2 separate regions of the Mus musculus genome follow, and region 1 is linked to region 2. The links are chromatin loops, found by intact Hi-C in ENCODE. Cell type or tissue: gastrocnemius. All regions are shown on one strand. Each heading gives the region's core, and the rest is flanking DNA. Links, peaks and the distances in the headings are about the cores only.

Region 1 (8,329 bases), core at 311-8,310, 47 kb after region 2:
GGAGAACACAGAAGGCAAGCAAAGAAAAGTGACCAGCTGGCAGGAAGTGAAGTGGGGCCTCACTGATGCCACCTCAGGCTCTCCACCAGGCTCTGAATTTGTTTATCAGAGCTGTCGTGTGTGTGTGTGTGTGTGTGTGTGTGTGTGTGTGTGTGTGTGTGTGTGTGTGTGTCTGTGTTTGTGTCTGTGTGTGTGTGTGTCTGTGTGTGTGTGCCAGTGTGTGTGTGTGTGTCTGTGTCTGTATGTGTGTGTATGTCTATGTGTGTGTGTGTGTGTGTGTGTGTGTGTGTGTGTGTGTGTGTGTGTCTGAGTGAACTGGGGCATGCAAGTATAGACACATCAGTGCCAGTGCACATGTGCACGCAGAGCCCGGAGGCTACCATCAGGTGACAGGTGCCCTCTATCACCCTCTCTGAACCTGGAGCTCCATGATTGGCTAGAATGGCTGGCCAATGAGCATCAGGGATCTGCACAGCAAGCACTTCGCTGACTTAGCCACCTCCCCAGCTCTGGAACTATCCAGAAAACTACAAATGTATCTTCATGGGAAAGATAGTGAATGAAATTCCTGGCAGCCACTATTAGTATGACTTAATTTCATCTATAATTTTTCTACTTAATTTAAATACACAGGACAACCAGGTATTCCAAATCCCAAGTTGGATTTTCAGGTTTCAACCCAGTGCCGCTAACTCTCTGCCCAGATATATCCCCAAAATGACACTGGTGTCAGGGGACTCTAGCTAAACCATTCAGCTCTTTAAACACAGAGAGGACAGAGTCCAGCCCAGCAGCACACTGGGTCTTTGGAGTCTCGAACTTATGTAGCTCACTTCTTGGGAGTGTGTGCACCTGCTTTTGAGGAACAACTGTCTCTGTATCAAGGGCCCCTACTGCCCACAGGCACTACTCTGTTCTTTCTGGATCTTTCCTGTATTTCCTACCTCTGTCAAAACAGGAACAAGGCAGGCTTTACTCGCTCTTACTCCTACTATCCCAAGCAGGTCAGAAAAACCTCACTCTCGAGGAGGGGATGGAAGGTCTAGTGTGGCTTAGCCACCTTTGTAAATTATCCAGGCACCAAAAGGTGTTCATGCCAGAATCCTCAAGTGACAGAGCAACCTTCGAGCACAGCAGAAGGGCACAGGGAGAGTCTGGGGAGGGGCATGAATGTTAGCGAAAGACTCCATATTTGCACACTCCTGTGACTGGGCACACCAGAGGGGCTGGGCAGGGAGGGTCACCTAAAACCCATCTCCCTCAGGGCAAGATCTCCTGGAAGCCAGACTCCCAAGTCCGATGACACGCCTTAAATTGACAGTGGTGTGCCTGTTGCCTCTCAGAGCCCCAGTTTTGTGACTGTCCGGCCTGGAGCCTGAGTACCAGCTCCCAGACCCGGCTAAGACACTAGGAGCCTCGATTTCGTCTCACAACACCTGCTCTTAGAATCCACACACCATCCACCAGGAGCCCAAGGAACGCCAGAGCACATCCAAGCTTTCCAGATTGAGACCACAGGCAGTGTGTACAGCCAGCATGGTGGCTGGTGCTATCCTGTGAGCCAGGGCCTAAGATCGGAAGTCACAGGTCACACTTGGAAAGCTGCCATGTTTCCAGGGTGGGTTGATTATAAAAACATTGAGAGACCCGCTGTGAGGTGAGTTTTCATCTGTCTAGGACTGACACCCCTGGAGCCAGGCTGTGGGTGAAGGCTGTGTTGCTGGCCAAAGCCTTACATAAGCTAGGAGGCTGGCTCACACAATGCAACAGGTATGATGGAGAAAGCAACCCCTGGGAGACCAGCAGCCAGCCTCACCACCAGGTAGCACTGTCACTCCATGCTCAGGAGCAGCACTGCTAGCTATGCCCTGGCTGACTATGGCTTGTTTCCAAAAAGGACACAGCCCATGGAACGCCTGCACTTGGGAGGCTGAGGCAGGAGGATTGCTATGAGCTCAGCCCAGAATACAAAGCAATTACCGGGGAACCAGAGCTACACAGATAAAAATCAATTGTTTCCGAGGAATCTTCTATGCTTTATGGCCCAAGGTGTCCTCAAGGTTTCCCCTTCCAGATCCTTGCCGTCACCCCAGGAAGTCACCGCTCCTTGCTCTGTATAGGAGTGAACCACTGCATGCACTTTGATATGTCATTCAAGGGTCTACTTTCTTTTCTGTGTCTCAGAAGGCATCCCTGTGACCCTGTGTACAGATCTCCCTAGCAGAGGGGCCAAGACTTCCCATGAGAACTTCTAAGAAAAGGAAAGGGAGAGGGAGAGGGAGAGGGCAGAGGGCAGAGGGAGAGGGAGAGGGAGAGGGAGAGGGAGAGGGAGAGGGAGAGGGAGAGGGAGAGGGAGAGGGAGAGGGAGAGGGAGAGAGGCTCTTCTTCCCACTCCTGTGGTGAATGGAGGAAACAGCCCAAGTCCAAAGTGATCTGGTTCCCTACAGGGGCTAGAAGTTTTCTGTGGAGAAATGAGGCTCTCTGCCCCTTACTGCAGGGGAATGTTGGGCTTCACCGGTCACCTCAAAGGATGACATTCTAAAGTCAACTCTTCTGTGACCAAGGCTGCATCAGGGTTACTGTGGTAGCCAATGGACCAGCTCTGCCTAGGAGATATGGGCTCTTGAGGGAAGGAATTTAGGTTCCAACTCTGTCCAACCTTCCACCAACTCAACACACCTTTCATGCTAGCACATGCAGAACTAGAGAGAGCAGGCCCTGCCCTTTTTTGTAGAGGTCAGAAGTCATGTGTGAAAAGAGACAGGCATGGTGCAGAACACAGGGTGCGTGAGAAACCCAAACGTGTCCCCACAACCAGATGATGCAGAGCAGGGATGGGGTTGAACCCTTGTTATTTTCAGTGTTGGGATTGTGACTTCACAAGCGTGTCTGATTGGTTTCGGCTATGCTTTCCAAGATGCCTGGGAGACACTGGTGCCCATTCAAATAGGATGGCCTTCAGCTGTGGCTTCTGCGAGCTACAGCGTCTGCAAGCTGCCATTCAGGTTCGCTTTTCCTACTCGTGCCCAGACTTAAACAATGGGGCAATCAACCCAGTTAAACTTCCAAATACAAACTGGTTCGGTAAACAGCAGTTCTCACTTGCCAAGTTGCCACCAATCCAAGACAACTTGAAAAGCTAACTTTAACAAACGCTCATTTCTGGTGACGGCTGACAGAGATAGGGCCATGGCGGGCCTCTGCTGCTGAGACTTGAGTGTCCATGGTATCCTTCAATCACTCAAAGTAAGAAAGAAGGATCCTGATTAAGAAACCCTTACAGGATAACATCTCTTTTCAACCAAGAAATATCAATGAAAACTTGAAACCTCTGTCACCTATTCCAATGGTGTTAACTGTTGTTGCCTGGCAAATAGTCTAAGAGGTTAAATAAGATGAAACTTTACCTATTTTGGGCACTCATGATCCAAGGCCAAAGGCAAAAACAATCATGACAGTAAGATTATATGGCACCAGAGCCTGAGGTACCACATGTTTATTTGTAAGATCCATTTTTCTCTCTCTCTACTTGGATCATGTGTTACTAGAACATTCCTCTGGGGTCTCCATCATGGGTGAAGTTTCAGGTATTCTATATTGAGCATGCATTTTTCTTCCCAGTGGAAATGATAAGGACAGTTCTGAGGAGAGCCCTCAGTGCCTCCCGTGTTGGACTCCCCTCTCACTGGGCATACAGCTTGCCCCGCTAGCCACTGGGTACTGCAGAAATAACAGCAAGTTGTGAGGCTGGGCTGTGGCACCTGGGTTCCACCTTGCTCTCAAGTCATTCACCTTGAGTACAACCAGATGCCATGCTGTAAAGACACATCCTTGGCCCTGTAGCATGGTCCCACGGCAGGGAACTGAAAGCCACAGTATCAGCTCAGCATCATCACACAGAGAGATGATCTTCTTTACCAGAAATCACTTCTGCCTGGCCAACCTGTATTTTACTGTTTTTTCCTTGGGGTGCTGAGGATGGAAGCTGGGCCTTCTGCAATCCAGGAAGTGTTCTACCACTGGTCTATACTTTAGTCCCCTGCTCCTAATGTCCTGACTGCAACCTCAGGGCAGACCTTGAGTCAGTCCCTCTGGCTTTTCTGTTCATGGAGTTCTGTGAGATCGTGAGTGTTTGTCCTTGCAAGCCCGATTTAGGAACAATATGCTACAGATTCCTGAAGTGGAAATTTCTAGTTTCTTCGGAAACTCAGTTGTATCACGGAATGTTTTTCCGGAAACTGCTGGAGCTGACATGTGAAAGAGTGTGTCGCGGGGCAGACACGTGATGTTCTTCCAGAAGCTGTCTTGTGAGAGGGCATGCGATGTTTCGCTGGAGTGGATGCTTGAGAGGGGGTGCGATATTTATAGAGTATAAATATAACCCACAGACGGTGAGTGGATTCCCTTGCATCGGTTCGCCTTGCAACACTCTGCTGGGCTTCACTGATCTTCACTTGTCATGATTTCATTGAAAGAAACGTGCCAAAGAACTTCTCATGGTATTCGGGCTGCTTCTTGTGGCTTCCTCAGACTCCTGCTGATTCAGCAAACTCATGTTGGTTCAGCGGAGCCTTACGGTATTGGTATCTTACCTTACAGTATTGGAACGGCCACCACCGATTTGTGTTTGATGCTTTGGATTAGACCACTGATATCCTGACAATGAAGATAGAAACCACCCCAAAGAACTATTTCTAAACAGGTCCACAACCCCTGTTTCCTATTAACTCTTCTTTTCCCTTACTTCTGGTAGGTGGGCTAGAAGGGAGACTGAAGCATTTAAGAACCATATTAAAGAAGGTTCCTAGATGGTGGATCCAGGAAGCCCTGCTCCTGTGTGACAGGCCATATAGTGGAGCACCAGAGCTGCCAAGGTTTGAGAGCAACTGGTTACAAAACAAAAAGGACCTAATTCCATGGTGTCCCTATTTAAAACACACACACACACACACACACACACACAGATATTACTATTCAAATACATTCCAATGTATCACCTACCATGCTGGGATGAGGGTGGCTCTATCTCCAGCACTCCAAGAAAAAACAACAAAATAGATGTTGGCAGGCAAAAGTGACTGTAGGGTGAAAGAGACCATCCCTCTATGTGATGCTGAGCTGATGTTTGACATAGGGAGAGAGGGTCTCAGTTCCCAACCATGGGGACATGCTACAGGGCCAAGGGTGGATCTTTAACAGCATGGCATCTGGCCCAGCTCAGTATGAATGATTGGAAAGCAAGAAGAAACCAAGGTTCCACAACCCAGCCTCACCATGCACTTGCTGTTATTTCTACAGTATCCAATGGGCTACAAGGGTAAGCTGTCGACTTAGCATCCAGGTTAGAAAAAGACACTGTGGGGGGGGGGGCGGAGAACTGAGTCCTCCCCAACCTTCCAACTCACTCTAATTCCCAAATAATGAGACCCAGGATCTCCAGATCTCTGCTAAGCCCTGAACCTAGGCAAGAGAAGCAGCCAGGAGCACAGCTCTTGATCTCCACTTCTGGTCTCTGGAACCAGTTTCTGCCTCAGACACTCTTTCTGGGCTCTTGCCATCTGCCCAAATGCGCTCACACCCCTATCCAGAAACTGTTCCTCCTATTTTATTCTCCTCAAATTATCCTAATTATATACTGCTCAAGACATATGAAGGTTGCAGGTGGCACCCCAGTGCCCCTACCTGGGTTCAACAAGAGCAGACCTTCCACCCTGTTTGTTTCCCACATTTAATTTTTTTTCAGAAAGATAACACGTGGAGTTCAGCTCCTATGAGTTCATCATCTCTCTGTCCTGTGGTCCCTGCCTTGACTTTCACCCTACATGTGATACCCACAGCCGCCAACAGCAGGAATTCCACTTTGCTTAGCACAGGCTGGAGGAGGTGTCCTTAGTGTTTCTGTATGCTTCCAGGGGCAGCCCTAGGCTATACAAATTCTTAACAGTATCATTTGTTAACTGCTAGAAACTCAAACAACTTAATGTGCCTAACCTAGTAACTAGAACCTTTGGGAATGTAGTATACTTATAGGAATGAATATATATGAAGAAAAGAAATCTGCCCCTTCCCAAGGGATGCTATTTATTTACAGCCTCCTTCCTAGAAGCCAGGGGCCACTCATCTTCCCAATCTCCAGTCAAAGTCACCCTGGAGACCACCATCTTAATGTTCTGTTCCACAGTAATTTCCTTAGCAACCACCCCAAAGTTAAATGTTATGTGATGTCAAGTGCACTGCCTCAATCCAGGAAGGGTTTCTCTTAGATATTGCTGGGTTCCCTTTAAAATTACAAAATATCCTTTTCCCTCCCACCTAGGGAGTAACCTCACTGTTGCTGTGGCATAAAATCCAGGATTCCAAAATACAGTATTGTTGCATGTCATCAAAAATAAACATTCACACCACCATCTCCTTCTTAGCAACCATGCCCCTTCTTGCTGTAAACGAATCTGCTTGATAAAATCTCCCCTCCCCACACAACTCCCCAGACAGCTGTCTCTGACTCCAGAAGGCATTCTGTGACCTGGCGCTTTCGTACCACTGTAGAATGCATTCCAAGGAGAAGCAGACAGCTTGCTTGCCTCGAAGGCTTGCTCTTTCTTTACATCTGCCATGGCTCCATTGCCTGGAAGCAGCCAAGCTTAACCCCACAGGGAACATCTGTCTTGTACCATGCTCAAACACATCTGGTCCAGCGGCCAAAGCTAGAAGATGCTTCAACTCCCGAACTCACTAGCCAAGCCCACCTGCCATGCCGCAGACAGTCAAAACCTTCCAGGAATCGGCCTTCTTCTCACCATTTGGCTTCCATTACCAGCCTTTGGAGAGTGGAGCTCCAGCACCAGAGAGGCAACTCAGAGCGTGATCATATCCAGCCTAGAGGCCCAGCTGCCTTCCCCTTCTCTAGCCCCATCTCTCATTGTGGACCATGACTTCCAGTTATATAAGGCCAAGCCATTGCTTGCTGGTATACATACCCAGAGACCTCCCACTCTAGACCCTTTGTCCACAGAAGCACCACTTGGAAGTCCTTCTTCTTTCCTTTCCACTGGAACCTTCAAATACACCCAGCATTCTCAAAAGAAAACTGGTAGGACATGAGATTTGGAGGTGGGTAGATTGATTCATTTTAAGGGTTGACTCATTGGCTTACAAGCCCAAACATCCCAGGATAAACTCGGAGGCCCCACAGAGCTACTGTTGCGGTCCTCCATCCCAGCACAGCCTCTCATCAATACATTCCCCAGCCCACATTCTACCTTTTACTCTGAGATGGGGTCCCACTGAGCTATCTGGTGCTTCATGGACTTTTCCTAGAGCAATATAAACCTCTGCTGTTCCCAGGCACTGCAGTAACTCACCCACACCCAGCTCGGTGAAGCAATGAGTGTACTGGGCCTCCTTAAGGGAGCACAGGTGACCTCCAATCAGCTGCAATTCTGAAGAATCCCCTATCGCCAGGGGTGGAATCCCTGACCACTTAACCTCCCACACTCTGTAGATTTTAGCACATCTAGAGACCACATACAGTCATGGGCTGAATAACATGCAGCTAAAAATGGGGAAGGAGGTACCGGAGGAGGTGGTTTGAATCTCCAGCAAAGGTTTAGTGAGGACATCCCCTAATAAAAGGACGTCAATGGGCCCAGTCTTGTGAGTGTCTTCAATCAGTTTCTTATAGAGAACTGAGCTGCTCACATTAAGATTGTAGTAGTTCTTATACTCAGAAGACAGCCTTCCACAGTACCCAGGTTGAGCCTGAACTCATGAATAGCCTAGGCTGGTCCTGAACATGTGATCATCCTGCCTTAGCCTTCTAAGGATTACAGGCCTGGACCCATAGCATACTGATACTGCTGTCTTAGAGCAAGGGCTGCCCAAAGGCAGAATTCCTTCCAGTTTGGAGTACCTAGTATTTTCTCTTAAATTCTTCAACTGATGAATGAAGCCCACACACACTATAAAGGGCAGCCTGCTGTTCTCAGAAATCTGCCGATTTCAGCATCAATCACATTGAAAAGCTCCTGCAGGAAGATCCAGACTTGGGTTGGAACAAAAATCAGGTACCACCATCCAGCCAAAAAGGACACAAAATAAACCACCACTCTTACGACGAGGCCAGCGAGACTGCCTTTTCCCCCAACCAATATCCTGAGCACCACTGTGGATGAAATATGTTGGCCATGACAAACAAAACAAAAAACAAAAGGGGACATATTGTGTAGGTTATTGTCCTCTGAGTCAACAGCCAGGGCCATCTTGTACAGAGTGGCTGCGACTGTTTGCAGATGACTCTCAGGACAGGACCTGGTGAGGACTATCAGAAGTA
Region 2 (8,329 bases), core at 84-8,083:
GTGGGAAGGAAGAGAGGTGAGGGGGAGAGAAAGAGAGAGTCTGATCGCTAAGAGAGAAGAGAGAGGGAAGGAGAGATCTGGGATCCCAAAATGTCTGGATTAATAGGGGAGAGCCTTTTGGGGAAGGGCAGCCTAATCTCCCTGTCTTGCCCCCACTTGGGCTGGAAAGTTCACGGTTGGGGTTAGGGTATTCCAGGTAGGGACTGTGGGATGCTGGGAGAACCTGGAGGCCAGGTCTGCTTAGGTTTGTAAGATATGCACCCCAGTCCCTTGTCCTGGGGTCTGGAACCAAAAGCACACAACTAATTCTTACACAGAACCATATTTGCTGCCATGGAGACAATTCAATAAGCAAGGCATGGTCCAAACATGGGCCCCCAAATTCACAGGATGGAAACTGAACCATGAACGTGGCAGTGTTAAGAGGCCGAGTTTTTTCAGAAGTGATTAAGCCCTGAGGGCTTAGCCTTTATGAGGGAGTTTATGCCATTACAAAAGGAGCTTTTTGGAGAGGCATTGGGCCTCTGTTTACTCTTCTGTCTTTTGTCCATTGAAGACACAGTGATCCTTCTCTAGGGAGATACAGCAACTAGACACCATCTTGCAGACACAGACCAGACCACTATCCAGTTTTAGATTCTTCGTTCTTGGACTGCCCAGCCTCCAGAATCAGAACAAGAAATGAATCTCTGCTATTTACAAACTACCTCGCCTCTGATATTTTTGATAAAACATCGCAACACAGAAAGACATTTATTGAGCACCTACTATGTGCCAGGCTAGTGCCATGCTGTTGGATGCTAAACAACAAAACAAAAACAAAAAACAAAACAAACACCAGAGAAGGCAATTAAGTGCTTAGCTAAGAGCCATAGGGACACTTAAAGTGCACATTTGGGATTCTCGGGGCCTCAGGCAGCAATGTCCTGGTAACAGGCTCTAGCAGTCAGAAAAGGAGTTGGGGGAGCAATGTGTTTGTTGTCATGGGGGAAAAATACTATGCCTAACGGCAAAGCCAAGTTTTCTCCTCCCTTCCACTAGCTTCGGTTCTCACGAGAGAAGCCCTTTACTTTGCTTCCCTTGGCATTCTCAGCGAGGGCTCTTCACTGAGCTGTCCTGTCTCTGTACATCATAAATGGCCCTTCCAACCATGACAAGCATTGCAATGAGCACACTCTCTGTGCACATCATACCAACAACCTCTTATTTAGATGTTAAATTCCAGAAACTGTGATCTCGGATCCACAAGAATGAAAGGTCAAAAGAATTCTCAAAACCCACATACTTTTTATAAACTTCAGTCCCCTCCCAAAGTCCCTAGGGCCATCGCTGTTCCTGTTCTGAACACACATCATAAAAAGAGTTCGGTCTGTTTTTTTCCAGCAGATTAGCAGCATAATCATCAGAAAGATGCTTTGAAAGTGCAACCCTTGGCCCACAACATCCTTTCAAGTCACACACTCCAAGGTTTTCTCAGTGAAATTAACCTTAACAAAACCATAGAAGGTTAAGTTATAGGCAGAAAGTATTCCCAGCACCTTAACCCTTACACAAGGAAAAGTTCTTTCTTTAAAAACACATTTATTTGTGTGTGTGTGTGTGTGCTCGCACAAGCATGTACAAGTGTGTGCACACACATGTGCATGAGTGCATGCCTGTGCATGTTTGCATAGGTGGTATGGACATGTGTAGAGGTCATGTGTGTTCTGGAGCTTAGACTCAGGTAGTCTAGCTTGGAACAAGTACACTGACTGGCTCATTCACCGTTCACCTCTCTCCAGCCCTCAGACCATCCAGACCTCTTCAGACCATTAACATCAAATTCACCTCTATACTTGAAATTTACTCGATTTATTTTTCTTGCAAATTGCAGTTAGACTCAGAGCTTACATGTTCCTGTCATAGTCGCATACAAATGTACTGATCTATACCTGCTACCTCAGGTGGGAATAAGGTGACAATGTGCCCCTGTTACGGTACGGCTGGCTTTATCATTTGTTGCTGTACCAGAGAAAATGATCCCTCGGGAGTTACACGCACCGGGTTTGGACCAGGTTACTGGTTTGGTTCCTATAACTTTTAGTTATGTGGCTGCTACAGACTAAAAAGAGAAATTAGGAAAAAATTTTTTTTTTCTTCTCAAAATGAATGAAGTCAAGAGGCTTTTGAGAACATCAGTTTCCCAAATGACTGACTGACTTAGTTCTCCATTTTGTAGTGACATATTTTGTTCTGGATTCTGGTGAGTTTTCAAGCAGGTCCCAAGTGACCTGAAAACATGATGTAAGATCAGATCATTTAGACAGAATACAACGGAAGGAGATAATTCTGTAAATGATCCAGGCTTGTAAAATGGCCACATTGTCTTCTCCTCTCTTTTTCACGGAGCTTTTATTTACAGTATTATTCTGGTGTTTGTACACTTCTTGGGGCTGGCAGGAGGCGCTGCCAGGGGGGGAGGTATGTCTAGCAACTGGCTTTGGCTTTCTTTTTAAGAACAAATCCCTCTTTCTTGTGTCTTCCTTTCCCTGAGGCCCATGAGGCTTATAAATAAACCCAGAACCCGGAGAAAAGACTGAGGAAAATGGAAGTCCATCCGAGTCCCCCAAGCCTGGTTTTATCTGAGCATCCTTCACGCTCTCTGGACCACATCTGGACAAGCTTGGAAAGTGGAGGAATGGAGAAATCAGACGAATAATGTCAATGATCTCTCCCATGATCTTCAGCCAAAGCTCTGCATTGTAGCCAGGGTCTGGGCTGGGAGAGTTATTTTCTTAACCTGAATTATCTCCCCAATCCCCCACCCTTTTTGGCTAGGGGAGAAATATGGAAGAGGCCTATTATACAGATAACTAATGCTAGAGACATGTGAGCACGCATCTCCTGAGCCTCATTTTCCAAGCTGAAATTCAGAATTTAAGGTCTAAAACCATGAAGAGCATTTTAGAGCCAGGTGTTTCCAGAGGACCTGAGACATGTGGCTGGCTGTTATGCCTCCCCCACCACTCCCCTCGCCCTTGCTCAATCCCAGACAACAAAGCAAGCTTGTCCTCATGACTTGACAGGCCACAGACCCCCAGGCATCAGCGCTGTGGTGACAAGCCCCCAGGAGGGAGCACCATGTTCTTTTGAATTAAAAGTACGCACATGCACAAATTCCCATGTAAGTATGTACTTCCACCCTCTAAGACCCAAGCCAGAGTCTGAGTGACAATCTATCATGCTGTCACAATATCACCCAAATGTCCAGGCCCCAGACACAGGAGAGGCTTGAAGAGAGAGGACAGAGCCTTTCCAGCCAATTAGACAATACGGTCATGTTTACATTATCAAAAGAGAGGGGGCCCAAATTACCTAGCTACTTCAAGTTAATAACGCCATTTATGTCAATTACCTGGCAGGCAGGATCTACACAATCTGAGCAATTACCTCAACTCTTTCAGACAGGACGAACCTGGCCTGCATGGCCAGCTGTAATTTTTCCGTCCACAACACTTCTATCCTCAGCAGTATCAAGATGAGCAACAGCAGGACCACATCAGTCTCTTCGATAAGCAGCGTAAGCAAACCCTCACGTAAGCAAATCCTCTCCACTGCTTGGCAGATTAAGATGTATCGGACTCTCAATAATCCGGGTTTAAAGTTAGGAGGTTTTTGTTTTTAAATTCGTTCTAACAAAATCCCGTTAAGACCATACCATTAACAAGCTAGCAAGTACTGACCAAGGGCTAAAAGTCAATAGAAGCCGTGTCTACAGAGATGTGGAAGATGACACCTAAGCAAAGGGCTTAGCATAGCCATAAAAGCATACAGAGCTGAGTTTTAACCCTCCCACCCGGCACCCACACTGAAGAGTGGGTAAAGCAAGCAGTTGCATGTGATTCCCAACACAGGGGAGGCAAAGGCAGGCAGGTGCCCAGAGCAACTGGCCAGATAGCCTAGCCAAACTGGCTAACTCCAGATTCACTGAAGGAGGCTATCTCAAAAAGACAGGATAAAGAGGAATAGAGGAAGACCTTGGACATCAACCTTTTGCCTCTACCCCCACCCCAACTTCCATATTATGGTCATGTTCTATCATATCCAATTTAGGCAGTAGTGGGAACTGAACCCAGTACCCCAGACATGCCAGGCTGGGGTACTGGGTTCAGACTCTGCCAAAGGAGAGGAATCTGGAAATGGTGACACCAAAGGCTGGTGTTGCCACTTAAACTTGAAAAGCTCAGGAAGCAGAAGCAGAAGGGACAAGCAGCTGACTGCTGGGTCAGAGAAAGTTCGTGGCAGAGTACTGAGTCTGGAGGCTCATCCTGAAATGGCCCTTGGCCACTAACAACAGGAGCCCATCTGTTCTCAAGTAACGCCGTCTACCCAGCAATCGGTGGCTTTTCTCTGTACTTTGCAGTTTGCACAACTTCTTGGTCTGTGGGCTAATGCCCTTGTAAGTTTTGGGAAATTCTTAGCCATTATCTCTTCAGATTCCACTCTAAGTTCTCTCCTCTCTTCTAATAACCCAATAAGATGTAAATTAGAGGATTCACTGGGTCCCTTACGAGCTTCTCTGAGCGCCATAGCCCTCCCCAACTGCAGGTCTCCACCAACCCTACTCTCCGCCCTCCCTCCACCTATGGAATTCTTAATTTCATGTTCTTTCTTGCATTTCAATTTCCTTGTGAAATTCCTCATGTTTGTATCTGTTTTCCCCTACTTCTCCATTTTATTCTTAAATATATTAATCATAGCTATTTTTAGATCCCCCCTTTTGTTTTTGCTAAATCGATTCTTTCTTGTTGGATCACCTATAAGTCAGTTTACGTTTTTCTTTTATCTGTTTATATTTTAATGGCACATCTGGCAATTTTTGATTGAATACTTGAATACACACACACACACACACACACACACACACAAATTCAAGTCCTCATTATCCCAGCAAGCAAGGGCCCCCGATAAATGGACTGCACTTCAGAGTTTAACCTCAAACACTGAATCTCTGGTCTCTTGCACTGCCACTGTTTGTAGCGTCTTGTATAATTTTATCTCTTGTTATGTCTCTAACTCACTCTTGTGAGACCCACAAGAGCTTTTCAGGGATTTTTTGCTCAGAACATCAGTGATCTGGCCAGACCAGGCCAAGGTACCAGGGTTGTGCCAACACTGGAATCAAAAGGCCTTGGGATAGCATGTCTGGGCCACCGGCTTGCCTTCATTATAATATTTAATTTCCACTTTTAAACCTATAGGAAAAGAGGAAAAGCAAGGCAGGAGTATTTTTCACTCTGATCATTGAGATCAGGGGTGGGCAAACCACAGTGAACCAGCCAGTCTGGCCCACTACCGTGCTTATATATAAAGTTTTATTAGAACACGGTGACCTTTTCATTTCTATATTGACCATGGCTGTGTAGGCACTAGGGAAGCTTTTACACAGTAGTTGTTAGAAAGATCATATTGCTCAGGAAAGCCACAGTTTTCCTTTTCTTTCTCTCCACAGGAAAATAGCAACAATGGCAGCCAGCTCGTTGGCACATAAACTAAAGCCAGGACACAGTCAGTCAGCTGCACAGAACTCTGGGAAGACGACAGCGCCATCCAGGAGCCCCAGATTCTTAGCTCCCTCCCATCTCTAATTTTCTTATCACAATGATTTATTAGAATCATTTTTTAAGATTAACACAGCAGGAAGAGGGAGGCGAACTGAAGCAGACAGTCTTGGTAAGAGAGGAGGAGGCAGCTCAGGCCACAGCTAAGGGCCTTTCATTGTGTGCTTGTAATTTTTTTCTTTTTGGGGTGAGTAAGGAGGGAGGATTGGGGGAATTTTAATATTCACCTTGGAGATCTGCTAAAATCGTAACAGAAAACTACTCAAGGATGAACTTTGGGCTAAGAGAAGTCTTAATATTTCATGGGGTGGGGGTGGTGTTCCAAAACTGAGCCTGTAAGGAAGAACAATGAAAAGAATCCTAAGAGCGTGCTTAATTTTCATCCATCTGAACAGAACGGAAAAATAGCCACAAAAGGGACAACAGTGGTTTGGAGGGATGCAAGCACACACGCATACACACATACACACATACACACACACACACTCACACACACACACACACACACACACACACACACACACACACACACACACACATGCACATCCTCAATGCTTGATTAATTAAACAAAGCCATTTTTACATCTGATACAGTTTCAGAGTTAGTGACAACTTGAAAGAAAGGCCAGTTGTTCCATCTCTCCCCTGCTTGAGACAAGGACGTGATAATTTGCTTCTTTTAGGAAGATTGCTCTATTTGATGAGCTGTGCAATTTGGCACCCAGGCCAAATGATGGATGCTAGAATGCTCAGAATCACCAAAAGTACTCCATACACATCACTCAAGCACAGGCATATGCAGAGACAGACAGGAAGAGAGACGGACAGGAACACACACACACACACACACACACACACACACACAGAGAGAGAGAGAGAGAGGGGGGGGGAGAGAGAGAGAGAGAGAGAGAGAGATCAACAGAGAAATCCACAGAAAGAAACAGACAGGAAGAGAAACAGAGAAAGACAGAGGGGAGAGAGATAGAGACAGATAGGAAGACTGCACTCTGCTCAGTCACTCCACCCTGGTGGTCTGGCCCATGATGATGGACACCTTCAAAGGCAACAACCACAGCCCACCTTTCGAAGGAGTAAGGTTGCATCTGACCATATGTGTACTTCACCGAGAGCTTTCAACTGAGCCACAGAGCTGGCTGCTCTTCCAGAGGACCTGGCTACAATTCCCAGCACCCCACTGGAGGCTCACAACCAGCTGTAGCTCCAGTCTCAGGCACTCCCTTCTGGTGACCCCCAAAACACTCAATTACATTAACTAAATAAATTAACTAAATAAATTTGATAACTAAATGAAAGTTATTTCTTTTCTAAAATAAAGGTTTTTAGGGGGCTGCGTAGATGGCCGAGTGTTTGGGGTGCTTGCTGCACAACCATCAGAACCCGAGTTCAGATCCTGACACCCTCGTCAAGAGCTGGGAGCCTCAGCGTCCATCTGTAACCTCAACACGGGGAGGCAGTGAGGTGAATATCCCAGAGGCCCACTGGTTAGCCAGTCTGGCCAATCAATGAGTCACAGGTTTCGTGAGAGACTTTATCTCAAAAAAAACAAACAAACAAAAACAAAAACAGGGTGGAGAGCAATAGACGTGGGTACCAAAAAACAATGCCTGGGCCTGCACACACATGTGCACATTCAAGTAGCCACACTCACACACAGAATTATTAGAAATCAAATCTTAAAACACTCAAGTCCAGCCGCAATAATGAGCAGAGAAATGCTCTCATAATGGTTCAGGGCAAGCAGGGACTTTTGTGGTCAACTGAAGTGAGATTAATGTCTAGCATGGCCGCTTTTGTGGGGGAGAGCTCAGAAACAGGCTTCTCCTCCTCCTTGGCATGGGTCACGCTGCCACATCCAGCAAAACTCTAGTATGAGGCATTAAAACGTATCTCTGTTTCTGTAGCAACCATTGATAAAGATGGCAGATCTGCAAAACGGGCAAATAACATCTGAGATCCTGTATGCTCCTCCCAGGGAAGCAGGGCTGGGTCCCTTCTGTGGACGCCGAGCTGGATCTGACCAATTGAAGGTGGTCAGAGTGATGATGCATTGTTTCCAGGTCCAGAAGAATGGCAGCTTCTACTCTTACTGTTTGGGACCTCAGGACAAGCTATGCAATGTGAAACATGGGGAAAGGCCACCTGAGGGGGCAGTGGTCAGCATTCAGTATCAGGTGGTCGTCTACTGAGCTATCCTAGAGTCTTTTATCCAATCTACCAGCTAATGCAGCCCCATGAGTGGTCTGGATTGAACCCACATGGAACAGAAGATCTACCCTGCTATGCCCAGCCAACAGATTCATGGCAAGGCATTGTCTGAAGTCACCAGCTTCAGGGTGGCTTGTGACATAGAAAGGTAACTAAAGTGTGTGTGTCAAGCTCTTCCTAGACGGTGAGTCTCATGAAGACACAGAGTGGGTGCAGAAAAGACAGAGGGCAGTCACAGACCGAAGGAGGATGCTAGGAGGAGCCTGGGCACAAAGGCTAGGCAGGGCAAAGCAAAGAGACGGGCTCAAAGTCAACTCTGACTTCTGATGATGCAGAGAATACCACAAGAGGCATTTAGTAGAAGAATGTCCATGGGGTGAATAAAGCAAGAGAAAGGGAAGTGACTTCAAGGCACGAGGAGGATCCAAGGCAACCAGTGGGGGTCGGGAAGGAAAACTCCAAGGAGAAACAGAAAAACCTACAAAAGAGAACCTAGCGCATAT

What was found. Peaks named below come from ENCODE experiments on the same cell type or tissue, not always from the same donor. Only the 100,000 strongest peaks of a DNase experiment are listed, where the experiment ranks them.
Region 1: a loop joins it to region 2, with 2.5 times the contacts of the local background. A loop is called at or near these places in 7 of 42 quality-filtered maps.

Annotation. Positions count from the first base shown.
Region 1 is chr17:50,173,578-50,181,906 of GRCm38, forward strand. All of the region lies in intron 1 of Rftn1 (raftlin lipid raft linker 1), which reads right to left. Among named protein-coding and RNA genes, the nearest start is that of Rftn1, 13 kb to the right of the region's middle. In gastrocnemius, for the core only: no CTCF peak of the experiment used is centred there; no DNase peak of the experiment used is centred there; H3K27ac peaks cover 1,211 bases.
Region 2 is chr17:50,126,315-50,134,643 of GRCm38, forward strand. All of the region lies in intron 2 of Rftn1 (raftlin lipid raft linker 1), which reads right to left. Among named protein-coding and RNA genes, the nearest start is that of Rftn1, 60 kb to the right of the region's middle. In gastrocnemius, for the core only: no CTCF peak of the experiment used is centred there; a DNase peak (open chromatin) is centred at 4,303; H3K27ac peaks cover 5,389 bases.